5 separate regions of the Mus musculus genome follow, and all the other regions are linked to region 1. The links are chromatin loops, found by intact Hi-C in ENCODE. Cell type or tissue: heart. All regions are shown on one strand. Region 1 holds the start of Hhex (hematopoietically expressed homeobox). Region 2 has its middle 16 kb from the start of Gm32294. Region 3 overlaps Exoc6 (exocyst complex component 6). Region 4 has its middle 17 kb from the start of Gm41842. Region 5 overlaps Gm41842 (a long non-coding RNA gene).

Region 1 (5,000 bases):
GCAGGGACTGAGTGAGCAGAGTTGACCAGAGGGAGCAGAGATCCTAAAAATCCCCAACAACCACATGAAGGCTCATCTGTACAGCTACAGTGTACTCACATACATAAAATAAATCAATCTTTAAAAAGTATCTCGCCGGGCGTGGTGGCGCACGCCTTTAATCCCAGCACTTGGGAGGCAGAGGCAGGTGGATTTCTGAGTTCGAGGCCAGCCTGGTCTACAAAGTGAGTTCCAGGACAGCTAGGGCTATACAGAGAAACCCTGTCTCGAAAAACCAAAAAAAAAAAAAAGTATCTCATTGTGTTTGATGTGTGTTTTGGGCACTCCAGCAGCCATGGTGCTACAGGGCAAGTCTCTCCACCTCTTTCTCCCCTCCCCCTCTCTCATGTGGGGTCGGAAGCTTGAACTTGAGTCCTTGTTTCCAGCATTAAGGGAGACAATCTCCCATAGGCTGCGCCACCTCACTGGTCCCAAATGTTTTATATTTGTTCTGGCATTCTCCCAGTTTTCCCACCCACCACTTCTTTATTTCACTTGAGTTCAATGGACTTAGAAATAGCATAGTTTACTACGTATTTTTTCAACTTCGCTATTGTGTGTAATGCGACACAGCAAGCAGACAGAGGGCAGAGGACAACTGTGGAATCGGTTCTTCCTTCCACCATGTCTTCCCTGGATCGAAGCTCAGGTTGCCAGGCTAGCACCTCCTCGATGATGTATTTTTCAAGGCTTAAATAACCCGGAGTTTGCCCACCGGAAGCCCCTTCAAGCAGTCTGTTGTCTGGCCAAGATGTCTTTGCGCTCACCAGAAAGAAACCTCCCAAGGTTCAGTTCTCCAGGTATTCAGAAGTCTACTCTCTTTCCAGCCCTGCCCGAAGTTAGTTAAACTTGTTCTCCTTTTTATGGTTCACATAACAGGGTGAACACACGGAGATATAGCCTTACCAGCCCCCAAGGTTTTAATTCTAATAGCGGCGCTTCACACTCACTGGTTTGTTTGTGCTAATTAACGGCTTTTGTCTGTCATTATTCTGAAAGATGTCCGTGACTCCATCCCCAAGCAGTTAGGAACCTTTATGTCAAGTCCCAAACGGGACAGGTGAGAAAAGCCCAGGGCAATAAACTGACAGACTCAACTCAAGTGCTCTTCTGACTTGGAGTCACTCACACCCTAGGCTCCTTGACACCTACCTATCTTTCAAACATTATTTCCTTTGGGAAGACTTTTCCTTTTTCAAAGTGACTCTCTCCTTTACCCGAAAGGAGGGGCTGGAGCTCCTTAAGGTTTCGACCCTTACACACGATTTCTCCCTAGTAGATGTGACTGTGTTCGTTTCCTGCTTCCACCAGGGCAGAGACTGCCTCTCTCGTTTGCTAATGACACACAGTAGTTGCTCAAGAAAATAAGGTGTGAAGTGAAACTCGGACCCAGGTCCTCTGGCTATTTCGCCTTCAGTCCCACTGCAGCTGAAGATTAATTCCAAAGGATAAAACTAAATATCTCAGTTGAAAAAAAAAAGCCAGGGAGTTTTTCTACTAATAGAAGTCCTTAGCAGAAACTGCCCAACTCAAGGTGTGGTCACCCCAGGAGGGCGTCAATCAAGAAAATGCCCCTTTGCCCCAGAGGCGAGTGAAGCCGCACAGAGCTGAGGCCACACTGAGCAGCGCACCACGGCTTTGAATAGAAAACACGTGTAAAACCTCAGAGGCCGGCTAAGCGCAGCTGTGTCCTTCAGGGCCTGGGGACAGAGGTCCAGGAGCACCTCCCACCCCCATTGGATCGAAGAACACTGCATAGCCTCTGTCCTGCGCCATACGATTAAGGTTCTATCTTGATACCGGTCTGGAGCAGATTCCGTTAGCATCCAGGGAGGTGGCCGAGCTAGGGGGTCCTCAAATAGGTCTGGAACACCTGCAGCCTCGCTGTCAGTACCCGTCTGGGACTAGGACGCAGCCAACGGCTTGGGTCTTCTCCTTGGAGCGCCGAGCTGCGGAGGTCCCCCGTTCTAGACAGTGCCACCGTTACCCCAAGAAGCGCAGCCTTCTGGCCGCCCGAAGGTGCCATCCTGCCGGCGGCCTCCTGGCCCGCAGAGTCCCATCGCTTCTCCAGGTTCCAGAGGCTGCCCGAGTTTCAGCAGTGGCGCCATCCCGTCAGGATCCGCGCCCCGCGGCGCACGTCTTGTGACCTCCTCTTCGACGGTCGCAGTCGCTCGCTAGGTGCCTGGAACCTCTGGGGGCGCCTGCGGCGCAGGAACACCCTGGCGGAGGGTCCCCGGAGCCCCACAGCCCGTGCGTCTCGGGGGCGGGAGCTGGGCCGGTGGGGGCGGATCGGCGCGGGGGTTAGTGGGGGGCGGAGGCGAATCTGAAGCCAGCGCCATTGGCCGCAGGGCCTGGCGGCAGGAAGGGGACCGAGCGCGGCCCCACCCCGCGGCTGCCCGAGCCTATCGCCTGGAGCGCAGAGCGCAAATAAATGTAGCGCGGCGCCGCCGGCCGGCAGCTCTCTGCGAGGGGCTGCGGAGCGGCCATGCAGTTCCCGCACCCGGGGCCCGCGGCTGCGCCCGCCGTGGGAGTCCCGCTGTATGCGCCCACGCCGCTGCTGCAGCCCGCTCACCCGACGCCCTTCTACATCGACGACATCTTGGGTCGCGGGCCCGCCGCCCCCACGCCCACTCCCACGCTGCCGTCCCCCAACTCCTCCTTCACCAGCCTCGTGTCCTCCTACCGGACCCCGGTGTACGAGCCCACGCCGGTCCACCCCGCCTTCTCGCACCACCCGGCCGCCGCGCTGGCCGCCGCCTACGGCCCCAGTGGCTTCGGAGGCCCTCTGTACCCGTTCCCGCGGACGGTGAACGACTACACGCACGCCCTACTCCGCCACGACCCCCTGGGTAAGGCGGCCGGGGCCGAGTGAGGGCGTCCGTGAGGAAGGCGCTCCCGGCGGGTGGCAGCGCGCGGGAGGCGGCAGGGGCGGACGGACGGGAAGCGCAGTGGAAAAGTTGCGGCGAGCTCTCGGAGCGAGCGGCTCGCGGGTGCATGCGGGGCCCCGGTACTGGGAAGCTCGGCGACTCAGATTGCTTTTCCTGCACCTTGCAGACGTCGGGGCAAGCGTAGTCGGGAGAGACCTGGGGCTCCCGGGGAGGTGGAGGAGGGCGGCCCTGGCCACGCGTGTCGCCCCGGGGTGGGTGGGGGACTCCCTTAGCGAGCGGCCCGGAGAAGAGGACGTCGGGGCGCCCTGAGCCTGGCCCCTGCAGGGCAGGGAGAGCTGCCTGCCCGGGCGGTTCCTGGGCTGGGCTTGGTTCAACAAGCTTGTGCAGTGAAGGAGCCTGACCCTTTCCGTTCATACAGGAAATCTTGAGTTCTCGATAGGAGTAAATCTGGTTTCTGAAGCTGTTAAGTGTTTTCCTGGCTGCATGAAGCAGACCCTTCCCCCGGAGTAGTGCACGCTGCTGATTATTTTATCGACATCCTCAATACAGACAAATTCAGGAAACACTCGACGTCTGATAGCCAGGATCCGTTTTTCTGATATTGTTCATTTCCTCTGTGTGGGATGTGACTTTATGGCAGCTAAAATAACCAGTTGCTTCCTCTCTGCCTCTCCCGCCACCCCCCACCCCCATCTTTGGAGGCTGTTTTGCACCAAGTCTGAAGCCTGACGCAAGCAAAATCTCGGGGGGAAAAAAAAACAATGCCAACTTTCAAAATGTTTAGGTGTAGGTCTGTGGACATAGGGACGGACGGACGGACAGACGCACCACCATCAATTTGGAGAAGGAAAGTGCAGACCCCGAACAAATACTAAGGGCTACACGTTGGCAATTTGGGATTTTCGAGGCTTGTCCTCACAACATTCCTAAGAATAAATACGCGATGGTGACCGGGTTCAGGGCCTCAGCCTCTGAACCAGTGGGGTCTAGAGTGAATAAGAGGGGGCTCCAGAGTTTAAAGTCAACAGTTTGGCAGCTTAACTGGGGACCTGGGAGACAATTAACATTTTAATGAATTGGCATTTTAATGCCAGAATTATTAAGAGCCGCCTCCAGCGCTCCTCTCTTCTCACCGCTACAGGGATTTGGGGTGTGAGTGTTATAATTTTGTACATAAAATTTGTATTTAAATTTTTCAGCGTGCAGAACATGAGTGTGACCGGCCGCAACTCTGTACCCTCTGGGGCAGGAGGGTACAACGTTTTCACATAGCTCGCCCTGGTTTCCTTGGGTTTCTGCTAGGCCTGAGCAGAAGGAAGCAAATTTTTTTTTTTTTTTTTTTTTTTTTTTGAGACAGACCAACAGGAAACACATTGACGGAAATGTTGCCATAGCCCACGGGGTGGCTTTAACTGGCCGCCCCCGCAGGCCGAGTGTGAAATCAGAGGAGGCCCGGGCGCTCTCCAGCCACTTTGGAGGCCCCACTCGAGGCCTAACACCCGCGCCCTGTGAGCGCTTCTGTGCGCCCAGCAGGCCTTGGGAAGTGCTCTCATAAAGAGCGCACCCTGAGTCTTTTGCAAAAGTTAGTGCATACAGAAGAGTCGGTTCGGTTAAATAAGATAAGGTTTAAGGCCAGCAGGGGTTCTTGGGGGTTGAAAAGATTTGTTTGCATTTAGCCACAGGTGTGCTGGGCGGGTAGTGCCGTGTCTTGAGTATCCAGAGCTGGTCTGGGTGGTAGAACGGCTAATCTGACTTTGTGTGCATTGGTGAGGAGTGTGGAAACATCCATTAACCTGAGCATGTATGTGATAGGAACATGGTTGCGTTCTGGATCGTGTCACTTGGGACCAGGTAGATCTGGGAACTGTTCAGAGGGTGCCGGGGCCTTGGTTAACCACAGCTCTTCTGGCCCACAGGCAAGCCCTTGCTCTGGAGCCCCTTCCTCCAGCGACCTCTGCACAAAAGGAAAGGCGGTCAAGTGAGGTTCTCCAACGACCAGACCGTCGAGCTGGAGAAGAAGTTCGAGACTCAGAAATACCTCTCCCCACCCGAGAGAAAGCGTCTGGCCAAGAT
Region 2 (5,000 bases), 75 kb after region 1:
TTATTGAATTAAAATTATCTAAAATTTTATGATAATGTTGATACTATCATTTATTAACCAGCAGTAGGTGTTATGTCAAAAGTTCTTCTTTTTTTTTCTTTTCTTTTCTTTTCTTTTTTTTTGGTTTTTTTGAGACAGGGTTTCTCTGTGTAGTCCTGGCTGCCCTGGAACTCACTTTGTAGACCAGGCTGGCCTCGAACTCAGAAATCTGCCTGCCTCTGCCTCCTTAGTGCTGGGATTAAAGGTATGTGCCACCACCACCCGGCTATGTCAAGAGTTCTTACATCATCTCATGCCATAATTTTATTACACAGATCCTATTAATTAGCTCTTATTGTATGACTGTCATCTTTCTAAACACTACACACACACACACACACACACACACACAGAGTTTCATTTAATGTCCTCAACACTACGGCAAGGGTAACATTACTGTCCCAGTTTTTCAGATAAAGGATCTGAGGCTTACAGGTGGCTGTTAGTCTGCTTTAGAGAGTATGAGAAAAACTACAGGCAGGGAGTCCAAATTAACAGAATTGATTTTCTCACAGTTTTAGAAGCTAAAAGTCCAAAGCCAGGGAGGGACTCACTGGCTCCTGACTTGGCGTCTTTTTGTGCTTTCTTGCTTCAAATACCTTATTCTCTGCCAGACAGCTCTCTGATACCTCTTCTCCTTCTTATAGGTACATCAACACAATCCAATTACAGTCTGCATTGAGACAGGATCTTACTATACAACCACAGCTGGCCTGGAATGCATGCATTACATAGCCCAGATTGGCTTCAAACTCACAGGATGACTGTACCTCTGCCTCGTGGGATGCTGGGATGAAAGGCAGGAGCCACAAAGCTCAATCACACATTCCTTTTAAATAAGCCTTTCTCTTTCTGTTTCAGTTCTTCAGAAAGCTTGCTCATCAGTTCTCACTAGTTAAAAGCTGGAGCAAATGGAGCTGACTTTGCCCCTGTAGCTTCCTCCTAAAACCTGGCTTGATATCACATACTTACTATCTCAGGGTTCATTGGTCCAGGTCTACCTGGTCTAGGTGAACATGAGGGTGAAGAATATCAAAACGACATGTCCTTCCATGGTTGTCCCTGACTCTATCTTTGGAATTCTTGCTTCTCTGCTCCAGTTCCATGACTCACAACTGGTTACAACTACTATGTCTGGTTCTGGGGTTCCCTGTCCCATTTGTCTTGACAATGGACAGATGCACGCTCTCCTAGCCCCATGCAGCAGTGATACGTGCTGGTTGTTTCTAGTTCTTTTTCTGCTGCTATGAATTGGCTCACACCAATTATGACGGCACAGGAGGAGACCCAAAGGAGCTGGTGATATGCTCTTAGTTGTGGAAGTTGAACAATGTACCATTAAATTATTGTATTTATTATTATTATTAATTTATTTATCTTTTGGTTTTCAGACAGAAAGTCTCTGTGTAGAGTAGGCTGGTCTTGAACCCCTGCCTCTGCCTCCTGGGTGCTAGAATTAAAGGGGTGTACTACTACACCACGCTCAGTGATCTTAAATTCATTTATTTATTTATTTATTTATTTATGTTTTTTGATTTTTCGAGACAGGGTTTCTCTGTATAGCCCTGGCTGTCCTGGAACTCACTCTGTAGACCAGGCTGACCTCGAACTCAGAAATCCACCTGCCTCTGCCTCCCGAGTGCTGGGATTAAAGGCTTGTGCCACCATGCCCGGCTCAATCTTAAATTCTTAACTTCACTCAGTACATGGCTGTGTAATTTCAGTCTCTTTGGACCTCCACTTTTTGACCTGTAAAATGGGTTGGGAATGTTTGCTGTATGGATACCAAAGAGTGGGTGAGTGGGACGCATGCTGATACAAAAGTAGATCGCACCTTAAAGGTGTGTGCTGTAAAGAGAAATAATAAAGTTAGTTGCAATAATGACACAAATGATAAAATTTGAGTACTTTTTATAAGGAGATAAGTCCCCCCAGAAGTCTGATGTAGAGGTGGGGCAGACGGGGAAAAACAACCTTTGTTGGAAACTAAGTGTTAGAACTTCCATGGTCCAAATGAAAACTGACCACCTGCCACGGAAGATGAAAGCCACTCTCTTCAATATAAAAGGAAAACTTAACTTCTCCTGCTAGTCCTTCCTCATGCGGGGTGCTTGCTAAGGGCTCCCCACTAGATCAGTGGTTCTCAACCTTCCTAATGCTGCGACCCTTGAATCCAGTTCCTCATGTTGTGGTAATCCCCAACCATAAAACTATTTTTTGTTGCTAGTTCATAACTGTAATTTTGCTACTGTTATGAGTCGTAATGTAAATATTTGTGCTTTCCCAGTAGTCTTAGGTGACCCCGGTGCGACCCTCGGGTTGAGAACCGTTGTTCTAGACGGCCTTTAGAGACCAACTTCGTTCATATACCAGTTCATGAACACTATAGGAGAAAACTGGATACAGAGTGCTGGTGGTGCTCTCACACTGGTCGGCAGAGCTTTGGCAGCTGCTCTGGCTGCTGTAGAGTAGGCTCCAGCTCCTACACTAGTGCCACTGAACCCCCTCAGGGTGCTATCTCGGCTCGCTCAGACTTGGAGCCACTCTTCCCGGATGCAACTGCCGAGGGCGCCCTCTAGAGGTCGACTTGCTACTCTTGCTGCATCAGTCTGTGCCTTCAGCAGTAACAAGCTACCCATAATAGGAATCTGCAGTATGTTGTGGGTGCGACCTGGAAGTGGAATACTAAATTTTAACTGAGCCACAAGATTTGAAACAGGCTTTCCCCGAGCCGATCGTGTACAAGGGAAATGCCTTTGTTGATAGGGCTCACAATAGGGATAGCCTCTCTGGAATACCCTGACTGGGGCAGCAACATTTAGGAAAGGGTAGACAAGAGCTTTGAGGTATTTTAAAAGAGAGATTAACACTTATTGTAGAGGCGCTAATCACTGAGCGAAATAATCAAGGGCCAAACTACAAGGTGTTAGCAAAAAGATTAGAGAGTTGGGGTGTGAATATTCAAAACTGGGTATGGGGAACCTGGGTACACACAGGAAAAAAAAAACAAAACATGAAAACAACAACAACAAAAACTACAAACATAAGAGCCTGAACTGCTGGTGTCCCCAAAGCAGGGCTCAGGAGTTATCATTAAAACTATTAAATGCTGAATGTTGGTACAGTGCTTAGTTTGTATCAGGCACACAGTAAATAAATATTAGGTTCTGTCACCTCTTTTGTTTATTAAAGTTCATTGTTTAGGATATTAAGAAAATCAAAGAGAAAAAAAAAGGGTTTTGTTTGTTTGTTTGTTTTGTTTTTGTTGTTGTTTTAAGAAAGTAGAGGAGAGCTGGGCCGTGGTGGCGCACGCCTTTAATCCCAGCCCTCTCGAGGCAGAGGCAGGCAGATTTCTGAGTTCAAGGCCAGCCTGGTCTACAGAGTGAGTTCCAGGACAGTCAGGGCTACACAGAGAAACCCTGTCTCAGAAAAACCAACCAAACAAACAAACAAAAAAAACCCAAAAACCAAAAAACAAACAAACCAAAAAACCCCCAAAAAACAACACAAAACAAACAAACAAAACAAAACAAAAACAACAAAAAAGAAAGTAGAGGAGAGTCTGGCTAATTTATTTATTTATATTTATTTATTTTCATTTATCTATTAAAAATTTGAGGAACAATTTGCTTTTAGGAACCGATCGCTCCGAGGCCAGGAGTTTCCAGAACTTTTGCAATCAAGGACTGGCTTGCTCTGATCATTTCACTTTCTTTTTTTGGAACAAGTCAGAGCCCCCGAACAGCCTAGAACTGAGAACTTGAAAATGAAATCAGAGCACAAGAGGAAATGGTTTGATATCCAAATCACCAGTGTTGTAGGAGATGGTTTTCTAGGAAGCGTTTGCAGAGAACCTAATAAGATAGCGGAGAGGAGGGCAGGCCCGGAGAGGAGGCTTCTGGGAGTTTGTGGAGTTCCGAGAACGAGGTGTTAACTTTAAAAGAGAACAAGGGACAGAAATCCAAATCAGAGTTGGTTTTTTTTTTTTTGTTTGTTTGTTTGCTTTTTTGTTTTTAAGAAGTGAATACTGTATTCAGAATAGATAACATGGGGGGGAAAAGTCATTTAAATTGAGCCGTTGAGTGCCTGTCTTTCTTGGTGCTAAATTGAGGAAGAGGAGGGCAGGAATGTGTGCTGGCCTTCCCTAGGGCTATTGAAGGGCAAGTTTGCAGGCCTCTGTTGGAGAAGTTTCTCTGGCCTAGATTGAGAGCAGTACTAATATACGGGATCAAAAGTATTTAGAAGCAGTTTGAGAAAGGGCCCGTTCTGTAAAACAACCGAGGAAGGTGCCCTTAGGGCCTATGACCTTCCCACATGTGGGCTTTTGATTAAGTTTACCGTTCCAGGCATGAACTCCCTCTAGTAGAGCAGGCCTCAAGTCAATCCCAAGTGGGTTGGTTGTCCCTATTAACAGTCATACCACTATTTTACCAGTAATACCTCCTGCCCGGAACGTCTGTATTGTAGTATTCAGGATTTGCTGCTGGATACCACTGAGGGCATCTCCCCCAGCAGTCCATATAGCAAGCAGTGCTATGAAAACTAGCCAGCAGGGAACACATTAGAAGCCCCTTTGAACCCTGTGGTGGTTTGAATATGCTTGGCCCAGGAAGTGCCACTATTAGGAGGTGTGGTCTTGGTGGAGTGGGTGTGGCCTTAGTGGAGGAAGTGTGTCATTATGGGCATGGGCTTTAAGACCCTCCTCCTAATTACATGAGAGCCAGTCTTCTCCTAATAGCCTTCAGATGAAATTGTAGAACTCGCAGCTCCTCCTGCACCACACCTGCCTGGACGCTGCCATGATCCCACCTTGGTCATGGTGTCTGTTCTCAGCAGTACAACCCCTAACTAAGACAACCAACCACCTTGCCTTACTCTCCCCCTAGAAGCAGCTACTGCTATCATTGTCATGTCCTGAGATCTGGTTCCCTGCTTTTATATGTATAAGACTATCCATATCC
Region 3 (5,000 bases), 130 kb after region 1:
GAACTTCACACCGAGGAACACAGGCAAATAAAATTCAACATCAGAAATTTAAGAAAGTATCCCTTCATTTTTTTGGACCTTGCTTCTTCAGGGAGCCCAGGCAAGCCAGATAAGTCTCACAATGTGTTTCCTGCTCTGGTGCTGCAGACGGGCAAGACCAGTGGCTCAATCCCCTTCTTACCTTACAGTGGGGTGGGGTATGTTAGCTCTGTTAATAGAAACATTTTTGTTTGTTTGTTTGTTTTGTTTTTGTTTTTCGAGACAGGGTTTCTCCACGTAGCCCTGGCTGTCCTGGAACTCACTGTGTAGACCAGGCTGGCCTCAAACTCAGAAATCCGCCTGCCTCTGCCTCCTAAGTGCTGGGATTAAAGGCATGCACCACCACGCCTGGAGAAACATTTTTGAATATTTCAAATTTCAAACGAACGTGAGGAATCAGGTAGCCATTATCTTATAAAGCATTACATTTATTTTATTAGATTTATGTGTGTTTTGTCTGCATGTATGTTTGTGCACCGCATGCATGCTTGGTGCCACAAAATTCAGAAAAGGGCCTGGGACTGGAGTTATGGATGGGTTTAAGCCACTGTGTGGGTGCCGGGAGCTCTGTAAGAGCAACAAGGGCTCCTAACCTCTGAGCTTTGTTACTAGCTTCCTTATAAAGCCTTTTAAGAGCATGTGTATGTAGCAAATTAGATAAACTGTTTCCCAGGCAAACATACAAAGAATACGTACGTGTTTTATAAACTAGAAATCTTTTCCAGGATTAACAAAAGAAGTTGGATCTTGTGTTTCTATAGCTCCTCCCACAAAGTTCTTAGAAACTCCCAATTACTTTGCAGCCAGAGAATACCTCATTAGTATTTGACTGTCCAGCCAATTTCAGGATACCTTAACCTTTACTTGTGTTATTGTTGTTATATTAATTTTTAGCAGTTCATTATTATAGATGGTTTGGGGGGAAAGCTTGCAAAATCAGCATCATGTTTCCACATAGTCTTCCCATTTTAATTTGGCTTTAGGGACTTATCTCTAGATTGTCAGGTGGTGCTTCCCAGTTTTTTTTTTTTTTTTAATGTCATTGTACAAATTGGCTGATGAGATGGCTCAGCTGGTAAAGGGGCTTGCTGCTAAGCCTGCTGACCTGAGTTCAATCCCTGGAATCCATATGGTAGAAGGAGAGCAAGCTCCTTCAAACTGTTCTCTGTGTGTGCACCATGGCACAGGTGCATGTGCACACACATACATACATACATAACATACATACATCACGGTAAATACAGAAAGATGAAGTAGGTGAAACAGTTCATACCTCTGTTAGAAAGCTTCAGTTGTTTTACTAACCCATGTCTTTAGCATCATCCACACACACCATGAATAAATTATCAAGTAATCTATTTGTAGGTATTTAGTGCCGATCTAGAAAAACGAAGCACAGTTTGATATTCAATTCATCTAATTAAAGTCAGTGCTGATTTTTATCAGCCTGTGATATATATATATAATACACATACTTTTTATACATTTATTTTAAAGTCAAATAGTGACTATAATGTAATATTTGATAAAGTGTTTGTGTGTGTGTGTGTTCTTTCAGTACCATATGGCAATTAAATGTCAGGTAGCGGGTAACAGACAGAGTTGTCTCCTGTGCAGGGCTGGCCACTCTTATAGAAGCTTGAGTTGGGAGAATTTTTGTTGTGTTTATAGTTCTGTCTCACCACGTAAATGCTAATTTTAAAGTAATAAGTAACAAGATAAAAATAGCTTTAAAAAGAAAAATCTAGCCAGGCATCTTAGCACTTGGGAGGCAGAGGCAGGCAGATCTGTATGAATTCAAGGTAAGCCTGGTCCAGGACAGCGAGAATTACACAGAGAGACCCTATGTCAGCAAAACAAACAAACAAATAAACAAACAAACAAACAAAAACAAAAGAGAAATCTTATTTTTATTTTGCTTTTATACTTCTCAGAGGTCAATTAGACTGTTCGATTGATGTACTTTGAGGCAGTTGTTAGATTGCTGGTTCACCTGGTGGTGAAGAGCGCCCTCTGGTGACTAACTCTTTTTATATCCTCACACTTCTGAATTGAATATAAAGGTGGAAGACCTCATCATTTCTCAAGTATCTGAGAAGATAAAAATACACTAAACAAAGTTGATGTGGTTTTCGAGTGAAAAAGATAGTATAGACTTTGTGTGGAAGGCTTGTCAAAGTTGCATGATTGGAGAGTTATCTAGTGTAAAATGCCGAAGGAGCTGTCTTGAGCTGAAGCTGGAAAGAAATGTAAGCTATATTGAGGCATATGTAGGATAAAGCATCTTTGTAATGGAATCTTCCCCCTGAATTAAGTAGTTTCTTAAGCAAATGTCTTGCTAATTTAAGTTAGATGGGATCTGATATTTGTTTAAAAGAAAATAATTCCAGATCATGTGATTTTTTTTTCTTTAAAAAAAAAAACACTAAATAAAGAGCCTTTCTCCTACATGGCCTCTTCTTCACTATTTTTAAATAAAGCTTTATTTACCTCATTGGTGTTTACATAGTTGTCCCTGAAAACCCAGAGCCTGGAAAAGACTTGAGGTTTACAGGCCCATCTCTGGCTGCAGCTCCAGGTCTCAGGTGGATTCTGAAGTGCTTCTGAAGAGACTGAATTATTCTCAATCCTTAATAGCCAAGGATGAAAACTTATGATAGCAATAAGAGTGGTATTCGGAATCTAAGAATTAAATTTAAACTTGAGATTACTTAAAGATAAATGATAAGCAATTTCATGAATATGAAATATTAAGTGTATATTAGAAATATACTAAGAATGGTATGCTGGAGACGAAGCTTGATTTGGCATCAGAAGAACTGGCTAGAAGGTAGCAAGCCGCTCACCCTGAGAGGAGGGAGGGCATGAGACGGGCTTCACTGCTAGAGATGCAGATTCAGCCTCCTGTGTGAGCCGAGGACCTGGCCAGAGTGTGCCCTTGAGGCTGATATTTGAAGAGGTAGAAAAGGGACTCACGGGCCTCAAGTCAGTGGCTCCTAAAGTATTGCCAGAGATGTGTTTGCGAAATTTCTTCTCAAAAAGGTTTTAGAAAGATTTGACACCACAAGCTGAAGGTAGGATCACTAGTGCCCAGAGATGCTGGCTGGGTTTCTCTGAGTTTTTAGCGTTTGTGAGTCTTTCTCCTTTCTCTTTCTTGAAAGCAATTAAAGTTTTGTGGTGGCCACTGTAGTGTCTTTTGGCATAACACTGCAGACCTAGGCCTGGACCAGCTTGCTCTTTCTTTCTTTCTTTCTTTCTTTCTTTCTTTCTTTCTTTCTTTCTTTCTTTCTTCCTTCCTTCCTTCCTTCCTTCCTTCCTTCCTTCCTTCCTCCTTCTTTCCTCCTTCCTTCTTTCTTCCTTCTTCCTTCCTTTCTTTCTTTCTTTCTTTCTTTCTTTCTTTCTTTCTTTCTTTTCTTTCTTTCTTTCTTTCTTTCTTTCTTTCTTTCTTTTCTTTCTTTCTTTTCTTTCTTTCTTTCTTTCTTTCTTTTCGAGACAGGGTTTCTCTGTGTAGCCTTGGCTGTCCTGGAACTCACTCTGTAGACCAGGCCTGCCTCTGCCTCCGGAGTGCTGGGATTAAAGGCGTGCACCACCACCACACCTGGCTTTCTTTCTTTCTTTCTTCTTCTTTTTTTTTTTTTTTTTTGGCCAATTATATTTCTTATTACAAAATGTTTAAATGGTGTTTTAGGGAAAAATAATTATGTTTTGGGAGGCAGTACATTTTATTTTCTTCCTAGATATTGTATGATGAACTTATTCTTTATCATGAAAACACAGTGAAAGAAAAAAATATTGAAAATGCTACAAGACTGTGTGCTTTATGATTAAAAATGACTGTTACCAGAAATGAATCCTTTGTTACATTTCTGTAAAAACATAACTTTTTTTCACCTTTCCTTTACCAAAATAAAATCGTAAAGTATTTCTTGTGGTACCTATCAGAACACAGACGCAGGTCAGCTTATCAGATTACGGTTGGTAATAAAAGCGTTAATTTTTACTTCACCCTTTAGATGTTAATTTTCTCATTTTAAACCACTAGGTGGAGTCCTATACAAATAATTCAAAAAGGCATCTTTGAAAGCTAATTCCCTTGTTTAAATCCCCAAAGCCCCATAATACTAGACCACAATTTACAGAACCTCTTAGACCTGAATGCTTGGCGTTGGTGTGTGAGATGCAGAAGAGAATGGGTTCTGTCCGTGCTTACAAAGCTGAACTGCGTGGAAGAGAGTGTTTTTGTGCATCCCTACTTGCTAAAATTAAAACACAGGAATAAAATCTTTAAAAAATCATGTTTACTTTCAAATCACAAGGAATTTTTAAGATTTTGAGTTTTGCACCTGTGTAATTGCTGTGTAGCGTATAGAACCTTGCTAGAAGATCCCATTGTGTTAAGCATTTGAAAGGGTGACCGGCTCTTATCTTGACGTCACTGTGTGCGTGTGGGGCACTGAGGTGCCACCTTAGTGGGCTAGAGGTTAGGAGCACTGGCTGCTCCCCCAGGGACCTTGCTTCGGTTCCTAGCATGGCATCTCATAACTTCTGCACGCCATGGATTCTGTATTCACATGGTGCACAAACATACATGCAAACAAATATGGATACACATACAATTAAAACAAATCACTAAAAGTGTTTTGAACAAAGGTGCCTGCTGCCTTTAAAAAGGCAGCCCTTTAGGGACTGTGGAGGAGTGCTGCGGGCTATAAGCACTCTCAGGTTTTATCTTGTTGAGTCTGTCATATTTATGAATATGTGTGTGTTTGTAGGAGCTTGGTTAAACGTCTCGGTAGATATTAACAATCCTGGGAAACAACCTTTTAAAAATAGTTTAATTCGAGCCCAGCATGATGGTGCACACCTCAGCACTCAGGAGGCAGAGGCGGGCTGGTCTACAGAGTTCTGGGACAGCCAAGGCTGTTAACACAGAGAAACACTTATCTTGAAAAACAAACAAA
Region 4 (5,000 bases), 95 kb after region 1:
ATCCCCAGCTCTACAACAGGTTTGAGGTCGTTCTGGGTTACAGGAAACCCCGTCACAACATTAGAAATGAAACAAAGTAAAACAAAAAGCAAAAAATAAATTCCCACGTAACCATTTAAATGAGCCGGCATTTATACCAATAAAGACATGAGAGGTGTGAACAGAGGTGAAAACCTGCTGGTGCAGTGAGGGGAAATTTATTTTTTCAATTATATACAAAATATCTATTTACAAGCCTGATTCTACAACTACCCTACTAGCTCTTTAGAAATCTCTTTCTTTGTCGTTCTACAGAGCTAGCCTTCCTCTCTCTTGAGCTCCTCCAAACCCAGGAGGGCTCCTGAGCGCTCTTTCCTAGAATACTGCTGTTGTACCTGTGTCCTGCCAACTGCTTCTCTGTTGCTCCTGCAAGCCCCAAACGAAGAAAGTACCTACCCTTTACCTCCTTCCATAAAGGCTCTTCCAAGCAGAAATAGTTAAGGCTCTATCAAAAGTCCAATTGCTTATAAAAAGACGTCTGTACGCCCCGCCCCCCTGGCAGACTGAACCATGTCACTGTCATGGCGGTGGTGTCAGTAGGGGCAGAACAGTTTCACCTTTATGGTGGGGTGGCTTGAGAAGACCATAAGACCTCTTCCAAGCAACTTGCCTTGAAATAGGCAAGAGCTTTCCATTCTTTAGCATTCTTATCTAAGGAGGCTTTTAGAGGCACACCCAAACTGCACCTCTACAGGACACACCTGAGTGCATCTGACAAAGGCATTATCTACTTATGCTTTTATACTTGGCTAACAAAAAAGATTTTCTTTTTCTTTCTTTTTTTTTTTCTTTTTTTTTTTTTTAGTTTTTCAAGACAGGGTTTCTCTGTGTAGTCCTGGCTGTCCTGGAACTCACTTTGTAGACCAGGCTGGCCTCGAACTCAGAAATCCGCCTGCCTCTGCCTCCCGAGTGCTGAGATTAAAGGCGTGCGCCACCACGAAAAAAAGATTTTCTATGTACAGCCATCAAAAGTCCTGTAACATCCCCACAAATGAAAAGCAATGGGGGTAGAAGGAGCTATAGACTAAGGACTACAAACATGGCTGCTCTCTTGAAGGAAACGGGAACTCAAAATGGTAGTTTATAGTCACTCTAAGGAATGTTATGTTTTGTATTGTATACTATGTTACCGCATATAGCACATATAATATCTATCTATCTACCTACCTAAAGGTAGATATAAGTATAAACACATGTACATTTAAAGTTCAGGGTGGGATTGTAGATAAATGGTAACAAGACTACTGTAAAAAAAAAAAAGTCCAAAAAAATTCCCCATGTTATACTCTCTGAGTGAGGATATTTTACAATTAAGTAACTCATATTTAATTATATTCAGTGTCACTTACGGAAGAAAAGAATTCCAAATACATAAAAATAAACCTGATGAGGCTTTGTCTTTTGATTAATGTTTTTTTTTTCCCACCCAGCAGGAAAACGTTTATTAACAAAAGTTTTGAGAACAATAAGGCAACTGCAGGTTATTAATATGAAAATAGTGTTGATTGTTTCTTCTGAAGAAATCTCCCTGGGCAGCCCGTTTCCTGAAAAATGACTCAGCAAAACCGCCAAGAAGAGCTGCTGGTGTTCAATACAATTGTTAGGTCAGGGCTTATTTCTTATCTATAAAAGTCTCCTTTTGATTGATGGCTTGGACTTCTTTTCAGTAAAAGGCTTTGGATGGAAACGATTTCTAAATGTAAACAAATGCCTTTAGTATTAAAAGGAAAACATTTCCGTTTGTTTAGTACTATTTCCTGATTCGGTGCTTGAAACTATTTTCGATGGAATTGTTTGGTTTCAAAAAATGGGAAAGAGAAGGATTGTTTAGAAGAACGTGTATAAAAGGAGGGGTTCCATGGCCCTGGGCAAATGGCCCAAAGAAGCAGGTGTCCTGAGCTGTGGCCTCCAAGCAGGGGTCCCTCTGATCTTGTGGAAGGAAGGGAGTCTTTGGCACTTCGTGTTATTATAGGTCTTGTTGCACGTTCTTAATTCCCAGCTCGGTGGAGGAGATCTAACAGAGACTAAATGATTCAGAGAGCCATTACTTAAAAAACTAGAAAGGTCTAATGTGATTTCCAGTGATATTTTACCAAGGCAATTGTAAACAATAGGATGAGTGGCCTACAGCGAGGCATGTCATTAATCCTAGCGATGGGAGCCTGAGGCAGAAGGATTCTCCAAAATCCAGGCTACTCTTGGCTTCATAGCAAGTTCTGCCACTCTGAGATACAAGAGATGCGTTCTCAATATAAATACATACGCCCAGAGAGATGGCTCCGCAGCCAAGAGCACTTGTTGCTCTTGCAGAAGACCCTGGTTTGATTCCCAGCACCCACATGGCTGCCAGCAACGATCTGTAATTTCCTTCCCTAGGGAGCCAAAGCTCTCTTTTGACTTTCTCGCACACCAGACACTCGTGTGGTACACAGACATGCACACGAGCAAAACACTCATATGCATAAAATAGCCAAATATATGAGCAAGATGAAACTTTATTAAGAACAGGAGCTAGTTTTGGGAGTATGCTGAGCCCGCCCCGGGCTAAGCAGCTAAGGCTGCTGGGAGAGTCAGTTTCTTTCAGGGTAGCCCTGAGAGGCTGGCTGCTTTAGCTGTAGTAGATGGCTTTAGGCACATATTGGATGCACTATGTGGACTCAGAGAACATGAATTTAGGAGGGAATAGTGGAAGTGAGGATAGGGGAGGAATTCAAGAATGGATTTGAGCAAAACACATTATACCAGTGGTTCTCAACCTATGGGTCGCGACCCCTTTGAGGTCACCTGAGACCATTGGAAAACACAGATATCTACATTAATTCATAACAATGAATTATGGGCGGATGGATACAAAGGGATGGGAGATGAGTAGGCTTGGGGTACATGATGTGAAATTCTCAAAGAATCAGTTAAAAAAATGGTTAAGGGTCACCACAACATGAGGTAACTGTATTGAAGGGTCTCAGCATTAGCAGGGTTAAGAGACGCTGCATTCTACGCATGTATGAAATTCTCAAATTAAAAAGAAAAAATTTTAAAGTTCTTTAAGTGCTGAAAGATGACCACTAGGTGGTGCTGTAACCAAGCTCTGTGACCACAGACTTGGCAGTGTGTATTGGCGAATTCAAAAGTGGAGGAGACCACCAAGTCCGGCTTGAAATTTTTCAATGAGAAGATCCTAAAATAAATTGAAGCTATATAGAGCTTGAGTATTTATTTGGTGAAGCTATTTCTACTCCAGCAATTTCTTCCACTGAGAATTCAGACTGAGGGAAGGCTATTGTAGAAAAGATTTGAGCTGTCTCTTAAAAAGGTGTGTGTGTGTGTGTGTGTGTGTGTGTGTGTGTGTGTGTGTGTATGTGTGTGTGTGTGTGTGTTCATAAGAAGATCCTCTGGAGCTGGGGCTATAGGTGGTTATGAGTCATATGATATGGGTACCAGTAACTCAACGCTGGTCCTGGTCTTCTGTAAGAGCAGTAAGTGCTCTTTGTTTTCCATCATGAGACATGGTTTCTCTGTGTAACAGCCCTGGCTCTCCTGGAACTTCCTCTGTAGATCAGGTTGGCCTTGAACTCACAAAAATCCGCCTGCCTCTGGAGTACTGAGATTAAAGGCATGTGCTACCACTGTAGGCTGCAGTAAGTGCTCTTAAACACCAATCCATCTCTTTAGCCCTGAGTCTTCTTTTAAAGAAACCCAGATCTTCACGGAAATAGACAAAAAGAATAATCATTATTAATACTGACATTTTGAAAAGTTATTGTCAGATTAGAAAAAAATTACCTATTTAATTGAGGAGCAAACATCCCTCGTGTTCGTTTTGAGTCAGTGCTGATTGACTATTCCCGCTCAGTCTTCCACCCAGCGATTGCTCACTGTGTGCCTGCTGCATACCAAATATCCCTCGATGTTCTCTGAACCTGAAGAAGTATTGAAAGAGCCGACTAGGGAAGATGGCAACCAATTTCTCTGTAGAACAAGAGGCTTTAACAGTCTCGTAAGATGAGTAAGGGGCTGGACTCAGTGGATAAGAGAACTTTCTTCTATTCTAGAAGGATCCAAGTTGTTTCTAGCACCCATTTCTGGTGGTTTACAAACTCTAGCACCCTCTAGTTCCAGGGAACACAATGCGCCCTCTGCTGGCCTCCTCAGGCATCCCAACACTCCCAGCACACACTCACAGAGGCACATGGATAAAAGCAACCCTCCCCCTTTAAAAAATGATGAGAAGTAGTACCAGTTAGCACCGACTCTTAAACGTCTAACCCTCTCCTAGATGCATTTCTAATTAAATGCTTGAAGGTCGAGTCACCCTCACCACTGTGAGAGGAAGGCGCTTTGCTGTTAGGGTGCCCACATTATAAATAAGAAAAGCTGTTTGGGAAAGGGGAGCTAGACAAAGGAAGCTGCATATATAAAGGCACAGGGACAACAAAACCATAGCCTGTTCCAAGAACCAGCTTGGCTGAACTATCAGGATCACGAGAATATTCAGAGAAATGCTGTGCCATCTGTGATTTTTATGAACAGAAAAATCTGAGGCATGGTGTCAGAAATTCAGGAGATGATTTTGCAAAATTCTTACCATCTAGACATTTATTTTAACCCAAGTGTATGCGGTTTTGAGGTACTATGGGATATTTTTGAAGTATTTTATTTTTTAAAAGGACTGTAGGCATATAACAAATTGAGAAAACAGATCCATCGAACCATCACAAACCTCTTGTAGTGAAATATTATATGCTGATGATAGAAAAAGATATAATGGCTCTGTGGGAACCCATAGATTTATGCCATAGCTCTTTGCTAAAGAACAGACTTCCAAACACCAAGCCAAATAAATAATGAACCATATCTCCTAAAAGTAATATAATGTCTGCAGGTTTTTAAAAACCCAGTTAATATCTTGAAAGATCTCCTAATGTTGAAATCATATCAGTACAATGCAGCTTTTAACTATT
Region 5 (5,000 bases), 110 kb after region 1:
CTTAGTTTTATATATCATAATATATACATATATACTATATATGTATATATAATAACTGTGTAACATATATGCTTTATTTTAATATGTAATTTAGAGTCACAGTAAACAAAAACAACATCTTGAAGCTCTGATTAGTTGGGAAATATTAAACCATGAACATTTAAAAAATAAGTTTTAAAGATTTATTTTTAAAACTTTATTCCTGTGAGTACACTGTAGCTGTCTTCAGACACACCAGAAGAGGGCATCAGATCTTATTACAGATGGTTGTGAGCCACCATGTGGTTACTGGGATTTGAACTCAGAACCTCTGGAAGAGCAATCACTGCTCTTAAAGGCCGAGCCATCTCTCCAGTCCTAAAAATAAGTTTCAAAGATCCGTTTATTTAGCTTTTTACGTGTCTGAGTATTTTGTTTGCATGTTTGTCTGTGTACTAAGTACATTCCTGGTACCTGCAGAGGTCAGAGAGCATCATAGCCCCCAGAACTGGAGTCATGGACAGTAGTTGTGAGCAGCTATGTAGGTACTGGGAACGAGACCCAGGTTCTCTGCAAGAACAAGTGCTCTTTTTTCTTCTTTTAAAATTAATTTATTTTTTAAAATTTAATTACATTTCAAGTGTTACCCCCTTACCTGGTTTCCCTACCTCCCGGAAACCCCTTATCCTATCCCCCCCTCCTCCTGTTTCTATGAGGGTGCACCTCCACCCACCCATCCACTCCCGCCTCTTCACCCTCGATTCCCCTACGTGGGGCATCTATCGAGCCTTCATAAGACCAAGAACCTCTCCTCCCATTGATTCCTGACAAGGCCATTTTCTGCTACATATGCAGCTGGAGCCATGTGTACTGTCCATGGTTGGTGGCTTAGTCCCTGGGAGCTCTGGGAGGTCTGGTTGGTTGATATTGTTGTTCTTCCGATGGGGCTGCAAACCCCTTGAGCTCCTTCAGTCCTTTCTCTAGCTCCTCCATTGGGGACCCTGCACTCAGTGCAATGGTTGACTGCAAGCATCCGCCTCTGTATTTGTCAGGCTCTGGCAGGGCCTCCCAGGAGACAGCTATATCAGGCTCCTGTCAGCAAGCATCTCTTAGCATCCACAATAGTGTCAGAGTTTGGTGACTGTATATGGGATGAGAACAAGTGCTCTTAACCTTTGAACAAGCTATCTTTCCAGCCCAAAGTCATGAGATTTTTAAAAAAGAATTTTGTAGTTAAAACATTTTAGTTATGAGGTGGGGTACCTTCAACACTGGCATTGACCATAGAACCTTATGAAAATCTCTTTAAATAGCTCATTTTCAGGCTCAGAAAGCCACAGATATATTTGGCTTCCTTGTGTTTCTGAAGTTTGTATTTTTTTAAGATTTATTTTTATTTTTTTAATGTGTACACGTGTGCATCTGCATATAGCACATGTGTGTGGGTACCCACAGAGACCAAACGCAGGTATCGGGCACTGGAGAGCGAGCTGGATTTACAGGCAGTTTGTGAGCTGCCCAATGTGGGTGCTGGGGACCTGATCTCAGTTCTTCTGGAAGAGCAAGCACCCAGCCACGGAGCTGTCTTCCAGCTCTGTAGTATTTTAAAAGGAGTTGCTGAGCTGGAGAGATGGCTCAGAGGTTAAGAGCACTGGCTGCTCTCCCAAAGGACCCAGGTTTGATTCCCAGCACCTATGTCATTTGTAAGTCTAGTCTCATGGGATCTGATGCCATCTTCTGGCCTCTACGGGTAGCAAGCATGCTCATGGTACACAGACAGACATGCAGATCAAGCACTTATACACACTACATAAGAAAGAAAGAAAGAAAGAAAGAAAGAAAGAAAGAAAGAAAGAAAGAAAGGAAGGAAGGAAGAAGGAAACAAAAGAAATTGTTTCATTTATAGTGGAGCATCCCAGCACTCAGAGGCTTGTCGTTATGAAAGTTTAATTTGGTTGCATAACATTCAAGGGAGAGAGATATCTCTTTTAAAAATCATATTCACTAATACTTAATATTTAGGGCAACACTATAACCTCCACTTATTCTCTAATCGGAGTTGTATATTGTGCTGCGTTTTATGGGTGTAAGCATACTGTTCAGGAAAAAAAAAAAAAAGTCAAGCCAGGCGGTGGTGGCGCATGCCTTAAATCCCAGCACTTGGGAGACAGAGGCAGGCGGATTTCTGAGTTCAAGGCCAGTTTGGTCTACAAAGTTAGTTCCAGGACAGCCAGGGGTATACAGAGAAACCCTGTCTCGAAAAACAAAAACAAAAACAAACAAACAAACAAACAAACAAACAAAAAGCCATAGGGGTATAACTTGGTTGGTAGAGTTACCCAGCATGCGTGAAGCCACGTGCTCTACTCCCAGCACTGAGTAAGGCTGCATGTGGTGACCGGATGCCTGCAATCCAAGGAATAAGTTCAAGACCAACCTGGGAAAATGGGGTCTTCTCTCTTAAACAAACAAACCCGAGATCCAGCTCAGTGATTGGGTACTTGTATTTGTGACCATGGGTTCAAACATAGAACTGCAGTAAGTAAGTAAATAAACAAATGTCAAGAAGGAAGGGGCGCTGGAAAGATGGCTCAGTGGCTAGGAGCACTAGCTGCTCCTACAGAAACCCCAGGTTCAATGAGCTGGTAACTCTCAACAATCTGAGTTCAATTTCAGGGGATCTGATGCCCTCTTCTGGCCTCTTTGGGGAGCAGCAGTCACACACTTGGTGAACAGACATTCTTCAGGCAAAACACCTACACATGTAACATTTTAAAACGTGGTTTAAAAGGGAAGGGAAAGAAGAGAAGAGGAGAGAGAGAGGGAGCAGGACGGAGAGAGAGAGGGGGGCGGGGCTTACTGCTTTTTCAGTACCTTGGCAAAGTCCAGGCTCCTTGACTGGAGTGATCTAAAGCCACTCGTTGCTCTTTGGCTGGAGATGAGGCTCCAGCCAAGCACTTGCCCAGCAGTGCAGAAACCACAACGATAACAACAAAACCAACGCAATAAAAACAGCTGATGAATGAATCAAACTTAGGGCTGATTACTTTTGAACTCCTTCGAGAACTGGCTCATATTTCATGAAAACCTGATTGTATTTGGCCGCAATACCAAAATTTCCTGCGATTGTTCTCCACAGTGGGGTCCTGAGTTTAATGGGAACGTGGGTTCCTGTGTAAGGGTTCGCAACAGGGATCCACCCTGCCTCCCGCTTTGTTTTCTCTCTTGTACTTACAAGGCATGGTCACTTGGGGTCACTGCACTAAAAAAGTGGACCCTTGGGACTGGCTGGTGGGCAGGAACGCTGCTTCTTCTTTCCTTTCCTTTCCTTTCCTTTCCTTTCCTTTCCTTTCCTTTCCTTTCCTTTCCTTTCCTTTCCTTTCCTTTCCTTCTCTTTCCTTTTCAAGGGTTTCTCTGTGTAGCTCTGGTTGTCCTGGAACTCATTCTGTAGACCAGGCTGCCCTTGAACTCAGAAATCTGCCTGCTTCTGCCTCCCGAGTGCTGGGATTAAAGGCATGCGCCACCACACCGGGCCGGAACGCTTCTTTTGTAGGGTTTACTTCTTTTTGTTACAGTTCTAGAATCACATATCTTTTAGAAGAAACTGAATAAGATTAGCACATCTCGAGAGCATTAAGATCCTGTGTCTATTAAAGGGTTCTTCACAGCAGGAAGGGATGGAGGGTGCGGGCGGAGTCCGGGAGCAGAAATATACCTAGCCTGGTAGAACAGGTTTTGACAGCATTAAGGTTTACCTGGATGTAGCTGCATTGCTCGCGTAGCAGATATCGAGGGCATGCAAGGCCCTGCTTTGCCAGTGAGTGTTGACCGAGTGCCCGAGTTAAGAACATTGCCTAGAAGTGGAGGTAGATGTCTTGATTTGTTGTTCACCACCACAGTATGTGTCTCACAGGGTGGGCACAGACCCTGAGGACAGGACGAGATGTGAGCCTCCCTAATGCTAGATCCAGAGGGACTGCTGAAGGGGTTCTGAACCATGAGTTTAAAACAAAGACGTATTCCATTTTCCTTCTCTGTGATAGCAGGAAACAGATTTCATGAGGTTTCCACCAAGGGAGCTTTCAGAAAAATGTCAAGGCTCCAGATCCTGGGAGCCCCGATGCCCACCCATGTTATTGTAGCAGTGCTTAGAAAAGAAGGACAATTGTGGCTTGCTTTTTAGTTTTATTTTATCAAAGAGGAAGTTAAATTGTTGCCCTATACAGTTTACTGAAAAATACCTGGTAATTTTAGTCTTCCGTGCCAATGTTGATAGAACTGTAAGTTTACATATAACTATACTTTATACATACACCATCTCTAATCCACACACAGTTTGGTGAGCTAGGGAGCCTTATTGTACCCGATCCACACCTGAACAAACTGAGGCTTAAACTAGTTAAGACCTCCCTGAAGCAGAACGTGTAGGAAGAGGTGACTTGGAATTTGACCCCAAAGCAGTAAAAGCTCCAGGCTAGGTCACCTGCTTTCTGCATTCTCCTCCCAAAGGCTATGTTTTCTTGAGCCTGGCTATTGCTTCAGAGTCTAGAGGTTAAAGTGTAAGTTATTGATGACTACAGGTTTTCCAAGTCAAACTTGTACTCTTCGGGTTAGTTTCAAGCTGGACAGAGAAGGAGTTCTTGTCCTGACAGTCTTCTTATTGTATCTTCTTGATTTATCTTTCACTTTCCTGGGGAGAGATTTTGGGTGAGTCTCTGGCAGTTAATATCCATTGCCCAAAAAAACCTTAAGTATATATTCGAAATCTGCCCATGTGTCCTACCACCCCCATTCCCTTTCTCAAAGCAGACTGATGAAACCACTTACCTCATACTCCCCACTCCCCACCTTTTTGTATTAAAATGTGCAGATAAGATAGTGGGCTGAGGATGTAGCTCAGAGGTATCGTTGCTAGACAACTCAGGTCTGTAGCTGTAACTAGACTCTCAGGTTCATTACTCACAGGAAAAAAGATAGTTGTATGACGTCCTAGGTTTGCGCTCCAATGTTGGTGAAAAAAT

The links. A loop is a pair of places that touch in the nucleus more often than their neighbours do. Peaks named below come from ENCODE experiments on the same cell type or tissue, not always from the same donor. Only the 100,000 strongest peaks of a DNase experiment are listed, where the experiment ranks them.
Region 2: it touches region 1 in a loop (3-fold over the local background); 19 of 42 quality-filtered maps call a loop at or near these places.
Region 3: it touches region 1 in a loop (2.8-fold over the local background); 2 of 42 quality-filtered maps call a loop at or near these places.
Region 4: it touches region 1 in a loop (3.0-fold over the local background); 5 of 42 quality-filtered maps call a loop at or near these places.
Region 5: it touches region 1 in a loop (3-fold over the local background); 3 of 42 quality-filtered maps call a loop at or near these places.

The regions. Positions count from the first base shown.
Region 1 is chr19:37,432,346-37,437,345 of GRCm38, forward strand. It overlaps Hhex (hematopoietically expressed homeobox), which reads left to right and starts at 2,496. Exons shown (of 4, transcript NM_008245.3): 1 at 2,496-2,888; 2 at 4,844-5,000. The coding sequence starts at 2,525. In heart, a CTCF peak has its summit at 2,234; DNase peaks (open chromatin) are centred at 2,386, 3,376 and 4,366; H3K4me3 peaks cover 3,389 bases; H3K27ac peaks cover 1,905 bases; H3K27me3 peaks cover 3,403 bases.
Region 2 is chr19:37,507,315-37,512,314 of GRCm38, forward strand. No RefSeq gene overlaps it. Among named protein-coding and RNA genes, the nearest start is that of Gm32294, 16 kb to the left of the region's middle. In heart, a CTCF peak has its summit at 2,615 (motif pointing left); a DNase peak (open chromatin) is centred at 2,607; H3K27me3 peaks cover 723 bases.
Region 3 is chr19:37,561,901-37,566,900 of GRCm38, forward strand. The region is part of intron 1 of Exoc6 (exocyst complex component 6); the gene reads left to right. Among named protein-coding and RNA genes, the nearest start is that of Exoc6, 14 kb to the left of the region's middle. In heart, CTCF peaks have their summits at 2,049 (motif pointing left) and 4,072 (motif pointing right); no DNase peak of the experiment used is centred here.
Region 4 is chr19:37,527,197-37,532,196 of GRCm38, forward strand. No RefSeq gene overlaps it. Among named protein-coding and RNA genes, the nearest start is that of Gm41842, 17 kb to the right of the region's middle. In heart, CTCF peaks have their summits at 3,110 (motif pointing right) and 4,184 (motif pointing left); no DNase peak of the experiment used is centred here; H3K27me3 peaks cover 446 bases.
Region 5 is chr19:37,540,957-37,545,956 of GRCm38, forward strand. It overlaps Gm41842 (a long non-coding RNA gene), which reads right to left. Exons shown (of 2, transcript XR_877841.1): 1 at 4,807-5,000; 2 at 4,148-4,669. It also overlaps a transcript of Exoc6 not described here. Among named protein-coding and RNA genes, the nearest start is that of Gm41842, 2.9 kb to the right of the region's middle. In heart, CTCF peaks have their summits at 2,669 (motif pointing left) and 3,227; a DNase peak (open chromatin) is centred at 3,105; H3K27me3 peaks cover 522 bases.